2 separate regions of the Homo sapiens genome follow, and region 2 is linked to region 1. A link is a loop called in an ENCODE intact Hi-C map of the cell type or tissue named here. Cell type or tissue: CD14-positive monocyte. All regions are shown on one strand. Links, peaks and the distances in the headings refer to the core of each region. The heading gives the core; the rest is flanking DNA. Region 1 overlaps LDLRAD4 (low density lipoprotein receptor class A domain containing 4). Region 2 overlaps FAM210A (family with sequence similarity 210 member A).

Region 1 (8,583 bases), core at 121-8,120:
CAGGTGGCCCATGAAGAGGGAGACGGACAGATTCTAGGTTCTATCACTTTCCCTGTACTGTCTAGAACAGCATCATCTAAAGTCGGGATACAACACGGAAGAAAGAGTGAAGAGTCACAGTCCTCTAGGAACTACCTCAGCCGTCAGCCTCTCCCCGTCGTTAGGAAGTGGAGGGAGGAGGGTGAGCCCTGGCCATCTATCAAAGGCACAATCAAACTGCACCAGCAACCAGAGAGGAGGCCAGGGGGAAGGATCGTGACTGGCTGGGCAGAAGCTGAACCCTCAGGAGCTAAGGGAACCTTAAAGGCATTTTCAAAGATGCATAAGCCCAGGTCTAGAGATAGTGCACTGTCCTTCCAGGTCCAGCTAAGGCAGAGGAGATCGGGAGGCATAAAACGTAAGTGCCTTGAAAGAAGTGACATGCAGGCATGCCTTCCAGCAGCCCTGGGATTCGATGACATCAGTAGCAATCTGTCTGCACTGCCCCAGCAAGTAGGAAGCACGGTGTCGTGGAAAGGGCTGGTGGACAGTTTAAAGGATGCAGATGCTCAACCTGGCTGGCCGCTGGGAGCTGCAGGCCTAGGTGGTCACTGCACCCCACTGTGCCTCACATTGTTCACACTACTGATATGGTCTGGATGTCTGTCTCCTCCAAATCTCATGTGAAATGAGATCCTCTGTGTTGGAAGTGGGGCCTAGTGGGGGGTGTCTGGGTCATGCAGTGGGTCCCTCGTGGCTTGGTGCCCTCCCTGCAGTAATGAGCTCACAGGATATCTGGTTATTAAAGCTACTGGAACCTCCCTGTCACCCTCTTGCTCCCCATCCTGCCATGTGACACACTGGCTCCCCTTTGCCTTATGCCATGAGTGGAAGCTTCCTGAGGCCTCCCCAGAAACAGATGCTGGCACCATACTTCTTGTACAGCCTGCAGAACCATGAGCCCAATAAACCTCTTTTCTTTATAAATTACCCAACCTCAGGTATTCCTTTGTAGCAGTGCAAAAAGAACGAACACCTGCTCACTTGATAGGCCCATATTCATGGCAGGTCAGGGTCTTCTCAGCCCATGTCTGCAACTGGTTTCCCCCAAATTCCCTCTGTTTCTCTCCCTGGCAGAGGACCCTCCTCTGTCCCTGTTGGCCGCCCTCCTACCCCACCATGGCACACTCTGTGATGCCATCCTGTCTGCTCAGTAACTCCCCCCAGTTCTACGGAGTTTTGGCTACTCTTCATCTATCCTGTCTTTTCTCTCTTTCTGCAAACCAGAGCTCTCAGAGTACCTCCTTGCTCTCAGCTTTATCACACGTGCCCTGGGACAGCCGAGGCCTCGGCAGCCTGGCAGGATTCACTCTTTGCTCTGTGTCAACAAGCAGTTCTGGCCCACAAGCATGGGCCAAATGAGCCTGTGCACAGACTAAAAACAAAACAGATCCTCGGTAGGACACACAACAGGAGCACTTAATCAAGATGTCTCTACAAGGTGGCCCTGATAGGAAGGTCAGCACAGCTGTCCCAGGGTTGTGGGGGACCCTCGCTGCTGCTCTGTCGGAAAGGCCCCCACATTGCTGAGGGTGGGAAGAAAGAGGGTTGCTGTTGGCACCCGATGACACTATTTTGCTCGTGGCCGTTGGAGGTGAAGTCAAACAGTGGGTCCTGAGGCGAGTTAGGAAGTGGCACTGGCCGTAGGGGTGTAATTTAGAGATGCATAGAAAATTGCTGGGGAGGCACACGGAAGATAAGAAGGGCCCAGTGCTCTGCTATCCCCCAGAGGCAGAGGTCAAGCCCCTGGGCTGGGTGATGAGAATGAGCACAGAGGGGGCATGACTGGAGGGTGGTGTGGCCAGCCATCTCTGCCCACGGTGACAGCATCTGTACTCATAGGAGGGGGCCCAAGGGAGGCAAAGAATGGGACATCCCAAACAGAAGTCGGCCCTGCCTGCTCGCAGAGGAAGGGACTTGGAGCCAGGTTCTGGACACCACTCACAGCGGGACTCGGACTTGGAGTCTCGCTCTTCCCAGGCTCTCTCCACCGCCCCTAGATCTGGATGGCCGGAGGGCTGTCAGCCAGGCCCCTCTCATCTTCCTCGGCTTACGTTTTGGCAGGGGCCAGCTCCCAAGGCTGCCATTTCCTAAACCCACTGTGGAAGGCTGCTCGGCGGGACTCATCGTCTTGATGGCATCAACATCGCCAGCACTCATGCCTTGAGCCTTCCTCCTGGCCGTCCTCAGGGACGCCTTCTCATTCTCACAGCATGTGTTTATGATGTAAGCCGTCCAGACACCCTCTAGCCCCTCGAGCTTTGACTTATTCCGAGCCCTCTGCAGCTCCCAGTATTACGTCTCTCCACAGACCCATGACAGGTTCAAGAATTTTGTTTTCATCCATCATAATTTGCGTAACACCAACCAGTTGAAGGTTTTTTTCCTATGCTAGCTTTCCCTCCACAGAAATGAAACAATTCTGTGAATGAAACCATTTGCCTATTACATGTGAAGTGTGTGTCTGTCAGCTCAGGGCTCTGTGTTTTTATATTCCTCATGAAGCTGCCCCTTATTCTCCCTCCAAGACCACTATAACATTTTGGTGGAACCCTTTTCCATGATAGAACTTACATTGTCATGTTGTGGTAATCTGTTTTCAAGTCTTATGTTAAGTAGATAGTAAGCCCATTGCCCCCTTGTAGACAGCAACTGTGTCTGCTTTCTTCCTGTGTGGGCACGTGGCCAATGCTCCAAGAAAGAAAAACGTTGCTGGATTAAAATATGCTAGTCGGATGATGGCAGCAGTTCAGAAGAATCCACGAGGCAGAATTATCATCTCCATTATACAGAAGAAATGCAGCTCAGAGAAATGAAGACTCTTGCCCAAGTTTCCCTGGCTTCTAAAGCGGTGGTGCCTGAATTTGAACCTAGTTCTGTTTGATGGCAAAATTGCCTTCTTGACCTGTCTGCTGCTGGCTTCCCCAGAAAAAACAAGGAAGCAAGACAACCAAATGCCAGAAGCTTTAAAATTGGACAGACTAAAATAAGGCTGCCCCAGCTGCATAGGGTGCTGCTGGTCTACGGCACACATGGTCCAGCCAGGGCTAATTTTAACTCTTTGTCTGTTCTCTAAGTTTCCTCCCTCTTCCAGCAGAACCCACTGTCCTCTGCTCTTGGTAGCCACGGCCTTTCTATGTTTCACGCTCACAGCTCAGACACTCAGATTCAGTTCCCTTTTTCAGACAATGTTAAAACACAATTATAGATCTGTTCTCCCATTAAAATGCCTCCGTGAATAAAATAAACTGAACAGAACCGTCTGGTCTTCCTGGGCCCTTTCCCAGAAGCACCTGATGGACATCCCCAGTACCTTCCATGGGCAGCACCCCAGCTGGGGACCATGGCAGCTCCACTATCCAGCGTGATTCCTCATCCTTGCACAATCTCACTGTTTCTGAGAAATGAAGACAGCTGTTTTCATTATGGTTTTAGCCTAAACAAAACTCCAACTTCTTATTAAGAATGTTTAATAAAATCAACAGGGCATTTAAACTGCCAGCAGGGAGCTTGGCAAATTACATGCTGGCATGGTGCCTCCCTCTGTGTCTGGATGCAAATATTTCTCATCTTTACACAGCTTTTCTGAAACATCATAATGCCATCTCAACCAGCCCACCCCCACACCACATGCAACTATGACTTTGTGAGGCACACACCAGCATCCATTTGTGACAAAAGCGAAATGCAACTCCCTGTAGAATCAGCTAGGCTAAGTAGCTGTTTGCTTTTGGGGAGCTGAATATTCAAGAAGTTGCTTTAGGACTCATGAAATAATTAATAGATTCCCCATCTTGAGATGGTAAAATGAAAAAAGTATTCCTTGCATTATCCCATCTCATATTTATTAGGTACAAATGATGGCAGCAATGGCCTGTCTAGAATGGCCGCTGCCATGATGCTGGCTGCAGCAGGGGAGGCATGGGTGGGGCCGTGTGCTCCCTGGAGCAGGCAGGAGCCAGGAACAGGTGGGAGCCCTAACCCTTTCCAAGTTGGTGGGGCAGGAGCCCCACTCTCCCAGGCATAGCTGCAGCCCCCCAGCCACAGCTGTGGACATGGGCATCCCTGCACCCCTGGACTCTTGGAGGCCCAGAAACCACCCCGTGCCCCAGCAGGCTTGGAAGTGCCTGCTCCCACTGCCTGGCCTCTCCCCACTCCCAGCACCCACTCCAATTTTGAAGCAAACTTGTGGCTGAGCCCAGGCACTATTACGACCTGACCAGGTGTGCACATACTTGGAGTGGCACTGACATCCCAGCCCCTTGCCCTTGGCCCCTTCTGGACTTTGGGTGCCAACAAGCAGGGGAAGGAGGCCAAGGGGGTGCTGAAAGTGGCTCAGCCTGGGCTTGCAGGCACCCCTTGGCACCAACAGCCTGGGCGCCATGAATGCCATGAACAGCAGCAGGAGGCAGACAGGCTCCTGGGTGGAAAGGGGCAGGTCCCTGGTGACTAACCCCACCTTCTGGCCAGAGTGAGAACTTACGGTGCTTTTTCCAGGCCTGCCAATGGCTGCCTATGGACCAATCAGCATCTACTTCCTCCCTTCTGAAGCCCATAAAACCCCCCAGACTCAGCCAGACTCAGGCAGATGACAAGATGACCTGCCTGCAGAGAGGAGCCACCCACTCTGGGTCTCCTCTCTGCTGAGAGCTGCATTTGTCAGAATGACCTGCCTGTGGATAGGAGCTACCCACCTCGGGACTCATGAGAACTATACTGTCACTCAATAAAGCACCTCTTTGACTTGCTCACCCTCCAGTTGTCTGGGTACCTCGTTCTTCTGGATGCAGGACAAGAACTCAGGACCTACTGAATGGTGGGACTGAAAGAGCTGTAACACAAACAGGCCTGAAACACACCCTCCTGCTTGCCATGTTGTGGGTGACAAGAAGGAGAGAAGAGAGAATGAGAGAAAAGCTGCAGCCCTTTGGGGAGCCCAGACATAGGAGGAGCTCCCTGAGCCAGGGCTGTGACACCCTCTTTGGGGCTCTGCACTTCCTAGCATTTCCAAACTTCTGGGCACCACCATCTTCCCCGGTGTCCACAGTGGAAGCCGCTTGTGGTATGCCTGGTCCAGCCACAGCAAGGAGCTGCCCACCCCATTGCAGACAGCATGCCTGGCCATGTACAGTGGCCACACTCCACGCTCACTCACTCATGCACCCCTCGCCACTCTGCACCTGGCTCGCCCTTGACAGGTGTGGGATCTGGGCCAGGACTGAAAGCCAAGTGCAGCCTGCCAGGTCGAGTGGGCAGAACGAGCCCAGTGGGCCTGAGCAAAACTCAGTCAAAGGTGCCACCGGCTACAAGGTTTCCAGCGGGTGAAGCAACACCCTAAGGATCCTGTGACACTGATACAGCAGACGCACAAAGTTAGACACTGGTGGATCATCTAACAAGTTTAAGACATTGTTTTTACTCTCAAGTAGCTTGTGCAGAAAGTTAATTTTTCAAATAGTTTTAGCTTTCAAAGAAGCCCAGAATCTGTGACTGTAACTTTAAAATCACTGGACCCTAATGGATGCTACTCGAGTAAATGACGAAGTGGTACATTTTCTTCCTTCCTACCTCAAAGGATGACTTAATGGAAATAAAGTCAGTAACAGAAAGCAGGTTAACAAAGGAAGACAGATGCACAATTCTCACTGGCACAAGAGCTCTACTTGTCAACATCGGGGCCCACTGCAATCTTATCTAGCATCAATAAATTTCAAGATGGCAAAAATTACAACAGCTGCGCAGTGTCACCTCACCAGCCAAAATGTCAAATGTTCTCATCTCAAGTGTTGTAAATGAAAAAGAAGGGGACTCCTCTGTCAAGGGAGATCAGTGAAACCCCCTCTCCAAGCCAACTGGCTTTCTGTGTGGCTATTTCATAACCTAACAGAGACACTGCCTTTCTGTGCCGCTTCATCATCTGGCAAGCCCCTCACTGATGTCAGCGACAGAATCCTCAGAGATCACCGCTTTCTCTAAGCTGAGAAAGTGGGGATGGCGGATGGGGGAACCACGTGCCCGACAGCATCAGGCCTAATGAGCTTGCATGAAGTTCCCTGCACACACGGACTACTTTTGTGCCAGGGTACTGAGTAATTCCACCAGTGTTATTCAGTGACATCACATGGCAGTAGTGTGTGGTATTTAAAAAAAAAACCACCCAGGCTGGGTAACATAGCAAGACCCTGTCTCTACAAAAAATGCAAAAATTAGCCAGGCATGGTGGTGCACACCTGTAGTCCCAGGTACTCAGGAGGCTGAGGCAGGAGAATCGCTTGAGCCTGGGAATTTGAGGCTGCTATGAGCTATGATTGCACCACTGCACTCCAGCCTGGGCAACAGGGCAAGACTCTGTCAGGCAAGCAAGAGGGGAGGGGGGAGGGGAGGCCATCTTCAATCTTTTATTGTTGAGCCACTTCAGTTAGACAAATTACTCCCGAGCAGCAGTTAGTGGTGGAGTTGGCCTGCTGGTTCCCCGGCAGAGCTGCTTCACTGAACTCCCCTCCCTTACCCCTTGACCTTCCACTTGATGAGTGACAGCCATTGGGTCCAGGCTGAATGCACCCATCTCTCCATCTGTGAACATAAACCCAGTCCCCTGCCTCAACTGTTGTTGACTTTTACCACCCACTCCCCACCAAGCAGGGGCTAAACCATCTGCCCTAATCCCGAACAGCCTCAGGCTCTCACTTCACAGGTAGGGAACTTAGGTCCAGAGGGGGAAGGTAATGGGCCTGTGATCCCACAGTTATGAACACTGCATCCCGACCCTATCCTTCACTGCTGCTGCTAAGAAACTCCCTCTTGGCTTAGGATTGAGGACAGCTCTGTGACTATGACTTCCCAAATGAAGCCCACTGACTCTCACCTGTTGGGTCCTTCCCAGCCTCCATCCTGCCCCATTGGCTTTCCCTGACTTTTGAGCTGTGGTTACATGTTCCACCCCTGGAAGGCTCCACCCCACTGTGACCTGTGCACAGCAGGCACTGAGTATGCTTGGTGTCATAAATTAGCTTGCTTGGCTCCATAACATCTCCTGTCTCTTTCCTGCCCCGCCAGTTTCCCACCCTCCTCAGTTCCCGCAGCTTGTTTGCAGCTAAGAAACCGCACTGCTCATGGCCGGCTGCTAGAAGAAGGTGTGTGTGTGGAAGAGTAACCAGAGCTACTGCTGGCCTCAGCACAGGACTCCATAAAGGAGAAAGCCATTAGTGGATCCCAGCAGGACAAGACAAGATGACACAGGATGATTCTCTCGCTGGTCAATGGAGGGCCATTGAATTGGTCTTAATCTGCAAACTTCATATTTGATCATTTTCATGTTTTCCCACACTTTAACTAAGGGCTCACCATACATTTTGGTGTTGCCAAAAGGATTCGTTGATATATAACTTGGACATAAAGATCAGAGTCCCCGAGGAGTCCCCTTTGCTTCCCTAGAGTTCTCCAGTTCCAGGCGTCTGCCCTGAACGTGCGCAGCTCAATGATGTGGTCAAAGAGGCTGGGGCTCGGGGAGCAAGATCAAAAACACGCAGCCCTTCAGAGTCCTGGAGCCATCTTCCCAGGTACTCCATCAGCAGCATCCCAGAGATCCCCTGCAATCAGCTGGGCCATCAAGAGGAGGCCACTAACACCACCCCACTCTCTCAGCTGAGGACCTTCTGGGGAGCACCACTGGATAAGGCTAGATTGCGTGGCCGTTAAAACTTTGGGACTGACTTCACACAGTGGATGTTTACATTCTAAGAAAGTTTAATGTATGTTTTCTCTAATAATACTTTCAATTATAAAAGTAATACTTGTTCATTTTAGAAAATTTGGAAAATAAAAGGAGCACATTAAAAAAAAAAAAAAAAAAAAAAGACAAACCATCACCTGCCATGACGTCTAACCTTCTGATGTGCTCCAGGGAGTTGGACCCTTTTTCCTGGCGGCAGCTGAAACGGTTGGACCTAGCCTCTCCTTGGTCTGTGCAAAATCACTATTATAAAGATGGCTTCTGTCTGTCCTCTGAAAGGTGACGGGTGTGTTCGGACTTTAGCTTCACTGTCAACAGGTTGCAGTTAGGTCTACCTGTAAGTTGTCCTCCATTCTAGCCTACTTAAGAGAAAACAGCACAGCTTCGCGAGAGCTCTGTCTCCCACACGAACTCCGCTTTCCCATCCACCATGCAGGCTGCCATCCACAGCAGTCACTGTACCAGGAGCCACTCAAGGTGAGCCAGTCCTGGGCCGACTGATGGGTTGATTTCACAATTTTCTGTCTCCTGAAAACACATCTTTGTACCCATCTTTGTTTTCTTTCTGGGTCTGTAACTGTATTAAGCTCAGGGCTCAATTCCTTCCAGCTTCAAATATTTTCCCTGCCCAGGAGGTGGGGAGGAAAGCACAGCGTCTGCTATTTATGGTGTCAAAGAAGGTTTGTTTATCCTATTAACATAATCAACAGTTGTGCCTCCATGGCACCCTAGACAAGTCCCTGGCCCACTGCAGCACTCTGACGGGGAAATCACACTCCAGGAAAACAGCCCGGAGGCAGAGCAGTGCCTCA
Region 2 (8,583 bases), core at 419-8,418, 170 kb before region 1:
CCAAGCTGAAACAGGTTCTATTGCGATTTACTTGGTGTAAAATATATGTATAATTTCTCATATGTCTTTTTTTGGTTTAACAAACATAGTCCTTATTCATCAAGTAAATTCCTATTGCTAAGCATGTTTTAGTTAACTAGTAACAATAAATTTATGTTAAAACTGATTTTCATGATAGAAGATAGAAATGAAATTTATATAGTTTGGCTCTCAATCCTTTATTTTCAGGGAAAAGACACAATTTATACATATGAGCAATTTGTGAAGATGTGGGAAATTCACTAGATTAGCAGTTCTTTTTTCTTTTTTTTTTGGCCTTTAATCAGCTATGTGATCAGGAACAAGTTATGAACTATTACATGTCCTTGCATTCTTTATCTGTAAACATAAAGGATGATACTAAGGGGCCTCTCAGTTTCCTTCCAACTCTTAACATTCTGTAGTTCTAATGCAGACAACTATGACTAAACCTAAGGTTGCTGCTTTTATACAGTTGTACTCAGGTTCTGTGTGGCCTTCCATTTTTGTAGTCCCTGTAACAAAGACTTTGAGAAGGTAAAAATAATCCTTACTCATGCAGTGGGAAGGTTTCTTAAGGAGAGTAGGCTTGTATTTTCTGTTGCTGTGTAACAAATTACCCCCACATTTAGCAACTTAAAACAACACAGGTTTATTGTCTCACAGTTTTTCTGGGTCAGGAGTATGGGCACATCTTAGCTGGTTTGCTGCTTAGCATCTCAAAGTGTCAAGCAGGCTGCATTCTCATCTGGAGGTTCAACTGTGGAAGAATCTGTTTGCAAACTCATTGAGGTTGTAGGCAGAGTTCATCTTTTGTGCCTATATGAGTGAGGGCGCTGTCTTCTTCCTGTTGACTGGTGGCTTCCCTCAGGGACTAGAGGCTGTTCCCCGTATGCGGCCCTGTCCGTAGGCAGTTCATCATACGGTACCTTGTTTCCTTGAGGCCAGCAGAAAACTCTGTCTCCAGTCTGCTAAGATGAAGTCCTTTCCATCTTTTCTACCATTTAGTCTACTATACCATAAGTCTTTTCTCGAGCCTGTTAGACTGCTTTTTAAACCTGACATTCTGGTGCATTGGGCCCTTGCAGTTTTCATGCAAGTTGATTAACCTTTATGTTACCAAATGACTCACTGGAGTATGCTTTTTGCTCTCTAATCCATAATTCAAAATGTATCTTCCTCTTATTCACTTCTCTGTACTTTATTTTTTTGGCAGACTTTTGATAGTAGATTTCTAAACATTCTGTATTTTTCCTTTCTTTTCACAGTCTGTCATGCAGCTGACCAACGTAAGTCCAAAGTGCTTTAGAATTCGAGTAATTCTGCAAACCCTGCTTTGTAGTTAGCGGTGCAGTGGTGAAGTTCAAAACTTAGACTTGGGCTGGGCACAGTGGGTCACACCTGTAATCCCAGCACTTTGGGAGGCTAGGGTGGGAAGATCACTTGAGCCCAGGAGTTCGAGACTAGCCTGGGCAACAGAGTGACACTCTGTCTCTAAAAAACAAACAAAGAACTTAGACTTGAATGTAGGTGACAGGTGGCACTAATCTCGGGCACTAATCTCTAGTTCAAAATGATCCTTTATCAGTTCAAGTATGAAAGACTTCATATAGTAAACATTGCTTGGGGGGATTAACATATAATGTAAGAAAGGGCAGATGGTATTTCCTGCATTCTGGAGAGCCTTAAGAGGATTGGATGCTCTCTATCCACCCCAGCCTTGCTTCATCAGTAAGCTGCTTTCAGCTGCAAGTAACAGAAACTGGATTCAAGTTGGCATTAACAATAAAGAGGGACATAGTAACAAGAAGTCCGCAAACAGAGCACACTCCAGTGCCTCAGTTCAGAGCTCCCGCTCTGCCTTGTCCATGTCAGCTTTGTCCTTAGGCGGGCTCCCTGTGTTAGTCCATTCTCACACTGCTGTAAAAATACTACCTGAGACTGGGTAATTTATAAACAAAAGAGGTTTAATTGACTCACAGTTCAGCATGGCTGGAGAGGCCTCAGGAAACTTCCAATCATAGTGGAAGGCAAAGGGGAAGCAGGCACCTTCTTCACAAGGCAGCAACAGGAGGCAGGGAGAGGGCACAGGGGAGAGTACCATTTTTAAAACCATCAGATCTCGTGAGAACTCCCTATCATGAGATCAGCAAGGGGGAAACTGCCCCCTGATCCAATTACTCCCACCAGGTCCATCGCTTAACACGTGGGGATTACAATTTGAGATGAGATTTGAGTGGGGACACAGAGCCAAACTATGTCCCTTTAAGGTTACAGAGTGGCTGCTGGAACCCCCAGAATCCATATGTTTCCTTGCTCACCCCCAGTTTAGGAGAGAGAATTAGGTCCCCAAACCATGGAATGTAAGTTCTCAAAATCCTTAGACTCCCCTAAGTCACATGCCCATCCCTGGACCAATAACAGTCAGCCAGCCACACAATGCTATGAGCCCTGTCCTTTTGATCGGGATCCATCATTGGAGCTGGGGGCTCTGGTAGACAGCTACCTGAGCAGAACAGGGCCTCTGAAGAGGGAAGAGGGGAGAGGATGCTTAGTAGGCAGCCAACACTTTCCATTACCTTATCTAACCAGTAATTTAGTTAACACTGTTTTATCTATTGTTCTTTTTTGTAACTAGACAATCTTAAAGTGGAAGTCTTTCTGTATACTATGAAGCCATGTTGTCTAATACAGTAGCCATCAGCCACTTGTTACTATTGTATTGTAACTTAAAGTAATTAAAATTAAAATAGAAAAATTAGTACTTAAGTCACACTAGTTACACTTCGGGTGTTGAGTAGGCAGCTGTGTGTAGTGGCTACCTTATTGAACAGCACAGATATAGAACATTTTCATCATTTCAGAAAAATCTGTTGAACAGAGCTGCTCTAAATTGTTTCAGGTAAAGTTTTTGTGTAAGCATTGAGCCACAGTAGAAACAAGGATAGCACCTACTTTACTAGGTTTTCATCTTATGTTGGGGATTATAGGATCTGAAATTTAGCCGAAATGGGAAATAGGAATTCATTCATGTTGAGGTGATTGAATATAATGTTTGATACTACTTAGGACTTAAAAATATCAGAGCTGTTTTTAAAAATATACTTTTTTCCATTAAGAAAGTACAAATTATTTTTTGTTGTGTAATAACTCTGTGCAAGTTTGGTGATATCTTGAAGTTCAGAATATGGAAAATGTTGTAATGTGAACAACTTTATGTGGTGGTAACATACCCATGATAATGAATCTCACAGTATAATGAAAGTGACTGCCCAGTTTGTCATTCTAGTAGAGTATGCTAAACTTTTCAGGGAATGTAGACGAATATGTATTAGTGCAATCACAGATGTGCTTGATATAATCCTGTCTCCACTATTCTGAGGCCGTATCTGTCAAACCAGAATTAGGGCTAAAGAATTATTATATTAAGTATCTTAAAAATAGTTATGTCCCCCTGTAGTCTCAGCTAGTGGGAAGGTGGGAGGATCACTTGAGCCCAGGAGTTCTGGGCTGTAGTGTGCAGTGCTGATCAGGCGTCTGCACTAAGTTCGGTATCAATATGGTGACCTCCCTGGAGCAGAGGACCACCAGAGTGCCTAAAGAGAGGTGAACTAGCCCAGTCTAGAAACTGAGCAGGTCAAAACTTTCATCTGATCAGTAGTGGGATCACACGTGTGAATAGCCACTGTACTCCCAGCTTGGGCAAAATAGCAAGACCCTGTCTCTGAAAAAATAAATAAATATTTATGTATAAGATTATATATATATGTACATTATATAACTAGGTTATTGGACATGTGCATATATATATATATCCAGTAACCAATATATCTTCACTAACCTAGTAATACTACTCCTAGGAATTTCTTGAAGAACTTAAAATATGGACAAAAATGTTATACATGAGGACGCTATTCATAGTGCATTAAAACTGGGGACAATCTAAGCTTCTAAGAGTAAGAGAATAACCAAATCAATTATGGGGTGTTAAATCCCCCAAGATAATGAATTATTTCTTATCCAGCTGTTCAGACTCATATTTTTGTAGCTCTTTAATGGTGTATGCATAAGGTGATGGTAAAGAATGCAAAATTACATGTAATACAGAAAGCAGTAATCCAGGATCTAAATTAAGTTCCTGTAGTTCTCAACTGGCTCCTGTGTACAAAATCCAAGGTCAAAGAAGACTGAATAGCCAGATAATTGTTTTGAGCAGATTTCTCTATAAAGTAAAATACAGTTTCAGAAGCAACTGAGTTCACTTTATGCATCTTGCTGTATATTAACCTGCTTTTATCATATCACTTTCTTGCTCAAAACTTCAGTTACTCCTTAGGAATTAAAAAATCCTCTAGAATTCCAGCCTCATTTCTCATTACCCTGAAAAGGCCCATCTTTACATATTGACACTCTGTGCCTTTCCAAGTACCATTTCCACTTTAACCTAGAATGACTTTCCATCTTCTTTTCCAATGCTCTGAAGTTTTTCTTTCGAAGGTATCCTGCAGCCTTCAACTGACCACTGTAGTTCAGTTAGCCTTTTCTTTATTCCCCTAATACATAGTATGTTTATAAACTTGTAACTCATGTCTGACATGTCTCCTATCTTGGAATATTTAATTACCCGTTTATAACTAGATTGTAAACTACTTAAAGACAGTGAAAACACATATTATACTAATTTGTTCTAGGTGCCAAAAGGGTTACAGTTCTGTGTAATGTCCACCCTTTGGTAGGGGGTCAGTGAAAAGCTCCACTGTTAAGTTCTTTTGTAACTGTTTTACGTTAGTAGATTTTAGGTACTCTGAAGATATAGAAGAAAATCCCCTGGTTCGTACCCCTGGAGGAGTTATAATTTAGTTGAGAAAACTAAGAGTTAAATTTCCGGGAGTAATGTTGGGCAACTGGGAGATGCTTAGTAAATATTTCAGGCCAGGAGCTGTGTGGTATGCTACCTGAGAGGCAGAGGCAGGAGGATCGCTTGAGTCAGGTGTCAGAGGTTTTGATGAGCTATGATTGTGCCACTGCACTACAGCCTAAGTGACAGAGCAAGACCCTGTCTCTAAACGTGTGTGTGTGTGTGTGTGTGTGTGTGTTTTATAGTGACATACTTCCCCGCTACTAATCACGGAAGCAGTGGAAGATGGAATGACTGTAGAGGAATCATTGTCCTTTCACTGTGATGATAGGAAAGAGGTGGAGCTGCTTCCTCTGTCCTCAGACATCGTTTGATGGTCTGTGCTCACTCACCAGGCATTACCTTCAGAAACTGCAAATATATTTTTGTTAATTCACATGTTTAAATGTATTCAGGATTATTTATGTATGTGTACACATGGGGTGATTTTAGTATTGGTGTGAATTTTACCTAGTTTAAGAAGTACTCTGAAGGTTGAGAGATTTTAAATCAGTAGTAAGGAAGAGGAGGACTAAGAATAGAAGAAATATATCATGCTAACTTGGACAAAAGGCCATAAAGGATGAGAGTGGCAGAACATAAAATCTTATCTCAGGTATGGAAATTGTAAGTTATGTTGTTAAGTTATGTTGAATTTGTGTATCAACATACAAACATACATTCTAGACTTAGGCAAGAACAGCAAAAGTTAATTTATGCTTTAAGGAGAAGGTAATGGTTTTAACATCAAAAAAGTTAAATTTTTTATTGGTAAAAAAAGTTGTGCTGTAAGGAAAGAGGCCTTCTTATAGATGTATAGTTCAAACTTGTAAGTAGAGATAAGAGTATCTCCAAGTCATCCCTTCAGGATCTGAGCATCTTAGCTGTTAACATCTCCGGGGTTTGTAACAACGAAAGATAGAGCTGGGCTGGAGGAAAGCCAGGGCGGCAAATGAGCTACTTCAGTAGGTGACCTGTCTGTTCCAAGTCCACAAGCACTATCTGTCCTTTTTCAGGTTAGCACACTGCTATCAGTCTTTGTATACTGCAGCTTTCATGTTTTGAAGTACTTAGTTTTGAGTCCTTCTATCGATGGAATTTCTCAGGAAGGATATGTGGTGTCTGAGTCCGTTCAGGCTGCTGTAGCAAAATACTGTAAACTGGGTGGCTCATAAACAGTGGAAATTTATTTTTCATGGTTCTGGAGGCAGGAAAGTCTAAGAGCAAGGTACTGGCAGATAAAGGTGTTTGGTGTGGGCCCACTTGCTGGCTCACAGACAGCCCTCTTTTCACTGTAACCTCGCATGATAGAGGGTCCATGAGCTCTCTTGAGTCTCTTTTTATAAGGTCGCTATTCTCATTCAGGAATGCTCTGCCCTCATGACCTAATCACCTCCCCGAAAGCCCTACCTCCTAATGTCATAATTTGGAGGTTAGGACTTCCTATGTGGAGGGACACAAATATTCAGATCATAGCATGTGTGCAGGATTTAGGAGCTTTTAAATATTTGAAAATGTCTTTAACATGACTGTCAAATTGAATTTTCTTACAATTTTTAGGTCACATGCTTTTCTCTTTAAGTTCTGCATTAATTGCTCTGTTGTTTTCTGGTTCGTAATAAAGCTGAAAAGTCTAAGGCCAGCATGATAGTTAGGTCTATGAAGACAAGCTGTTTTTCCCTGTGTCTTAATAGTATATTTTTCTTATAATTTAAACAAGTTCATGTAAGGAATTTAATTTGCCTTAAACATATTGAACCTGTTGATTTTGCAGTCTGGGGTCTTTTCACCATTATTTTTCTAATTGTAGTTTTAGAAACCTAAGATCTCTTTTGAATCTGTGTATTTGTGAACTTTTTTTTGTCATTTTCATCTTCTTGACCAATTTCTCTTTATTCTTACACAGCTTCTCTAGTTTGCACAGTACTCTCCACAGTACCGATTTTAGGAGACTTGATAAATTGCTGAGTACAAGGGAATAGGAAGATCCTTGGCTGAATTTGATACAGCTTTTTGTCTTGGACAACTTGGGCTCCAAAGGAGGCACATATTTGGGGAGTGGGAGGAAGAGGTAGTCATTGAGTACCATGTAGGATCTTTTGTGTCCCAGATACAAAAGATGTTGAGCAATCCAGGTGGATGCTGAGAGTCAGAAAAAAATCTGGACAGGAAACATAAATTGGGGTTCATCACCTAATGGATATAAAAGTTATTGCCCAGATAAAATGTATAGAGCCTGCATTCAGATTTAAGAGAAAAAGGAGTCTATTACCAAGACCAGGAAGGAAGCTCCATGATAAGAAAAGCAGAAGAAAGGAGCTGGAGTTATAGAAAGGAAAGTCTGAAAGACTTTGAACAAGTAGGATGCAAGTAGTGAGGGTAATTATGTGTAACAGAATGAAAGGCCCAAAAGGTATCAATAGAAGCTCCTTGCTGATTTTAATAGGAGCATTTTGGTATGGGAGGTAGTGAAAAAGAGAAGGCTGGTTTTTTTGTTTTGTTTATTTTGTTTTTTGATTGGGGGGGTTGTTTTTTGTTTGTTTTTGTTTTATTTTTGAGATTGAGCCTGTCTGTTCCCCAGGCCGGAGTGCAGTGGCACAATCCTGGCTCACTGCAACTTCTGCCTCCTGGGTTCAAGGGATTCTCCTGCCTCAGCCTCCCAAGAAGCTGGGATTACAGGCACCCACCACGATGCCCGGCTAATTTTTGTATTTTTAGTAGAGACAGGGTTTCATCATGTTGGTAGACTGGTCTCGAACTCCTGACCTCAGGTGATCTGCCTGCCTTGGCCTCCCAAAGTGTTGAGATTACAGGCGTGAGCCTCCGTGCCAGGCCAAGGCTGTTGTTTTAAGACACTTCGCTGGTAACAGGAAGAAGAAAAATTGGGCAAACATCACATAAAGACCTACTTTCTTGATGGCATATCTATACAACAATGAAGGAAAGAAGCCAGTAGTGTAATTGCCCAGTGGGTTCTTCCTGCCCACTGCATGGAAAACAGTTTCCTGAGACTGTGCTATTTGAGTACACAAAGAGTTTTATTAATGTCATGCTGGCCATACAGGAGATAGAGTTATTACTCAAATCATTCTCCCTGAAGGCTCAGAGGTTAGGGTTTTTCAAGGATAGTTTGGTGGGCAGAAGACTAGGGGATGGGTGCTGCTGATTGCTTTGAGGATGAAATCATAGGGTGTGGAAAACGGTCTTTGTGTGCCCAGCCTGTCTCTGGATGGGGGCAGTAGGACTGGTTGAGTCATGAGTCACAAGTCCAGGTGGAGTCAGTATAAAAAATATTTAGGAAGACCAATCTTAGGTTGTACAATAATGATGTTATCCATAGAAACCATTAGGGAAGTCACACATCTTGTGACCGCTGGCCCCGTGACTGCTGAACCCCATGACTCATGAAGTAAGGGATTATAGAAACTATGCCTACATTTAGGCCGGGCACGGTAGCTCATGCCTGTAATCCCGGCACTCTGAGAGGCTGAGGTGAGCAGATCACCTGAGCTCAGGAGTTCAAGACCAGCCTGGGCAACATGGTGAAACCCTGTCTCTACAAAAAATACAAAAATTAGCTGGGCACGATGGCACACATCTGTAGTCCCAGCTACTCGAGAGGCTGAGGCAGGAGAGTTGCTTGAACATGGGAGGTGGAGGTTGCAGTG

The links. Hi-C counts contacts between places; a loop is a spot of excess contacts. Peaks named below come from ENCODE experiments on the same cell type or tissue, not always from the same donor. Only the 100,000 strongest peaks of a DNase experiment are listed, where the experiment ranks them.
Region 2: a loop joins it to region 1, with 2.9 times the contacts of the local background. A loop is called at or near these places in 41 of 110 quality-filtered maps.

Annotation. Positions count from the first base shown.
Region 1 is chr18:13,544,198-13,552,780 of GRCh38, reverse strand. All of the region lies in intron 4 of LDLRAD4 (low density lipoprotein receptor class A domain containing 4), which reads right to left. Among named protein-coding and RNA genes, the nearest start is that of MIR4526, 63 kb to the left of the region's middle. RefSeq lists enhancers at 2,022-2,523, 3,787-4,736. In CD14-positive monocyte, for the core only: a CTCF peak has its summit at 4,136; no DNase peak of the experiment used is centred there; H3K4me3 peaks cover 732 bases; H3K27ac peaks cover 1,162 bases.
Region 2 is chr18:13,710,257-13,718,839 of GRCh38, reverse strand. All of the region lies in intron 1 of FAM210A (family with sequence similarity 210 member A), which reads left to right. It also overlaps the pseudogene RN7SL362P. Among named protein-coding and RNA genes, the nearest start is that of FAM210A, 12 kb to the left of the region's middle. In CD14-positive monocyte, for the core only: no CTCF peak of the experiment used is centred there; no DNase peak of the experiment used is centred there.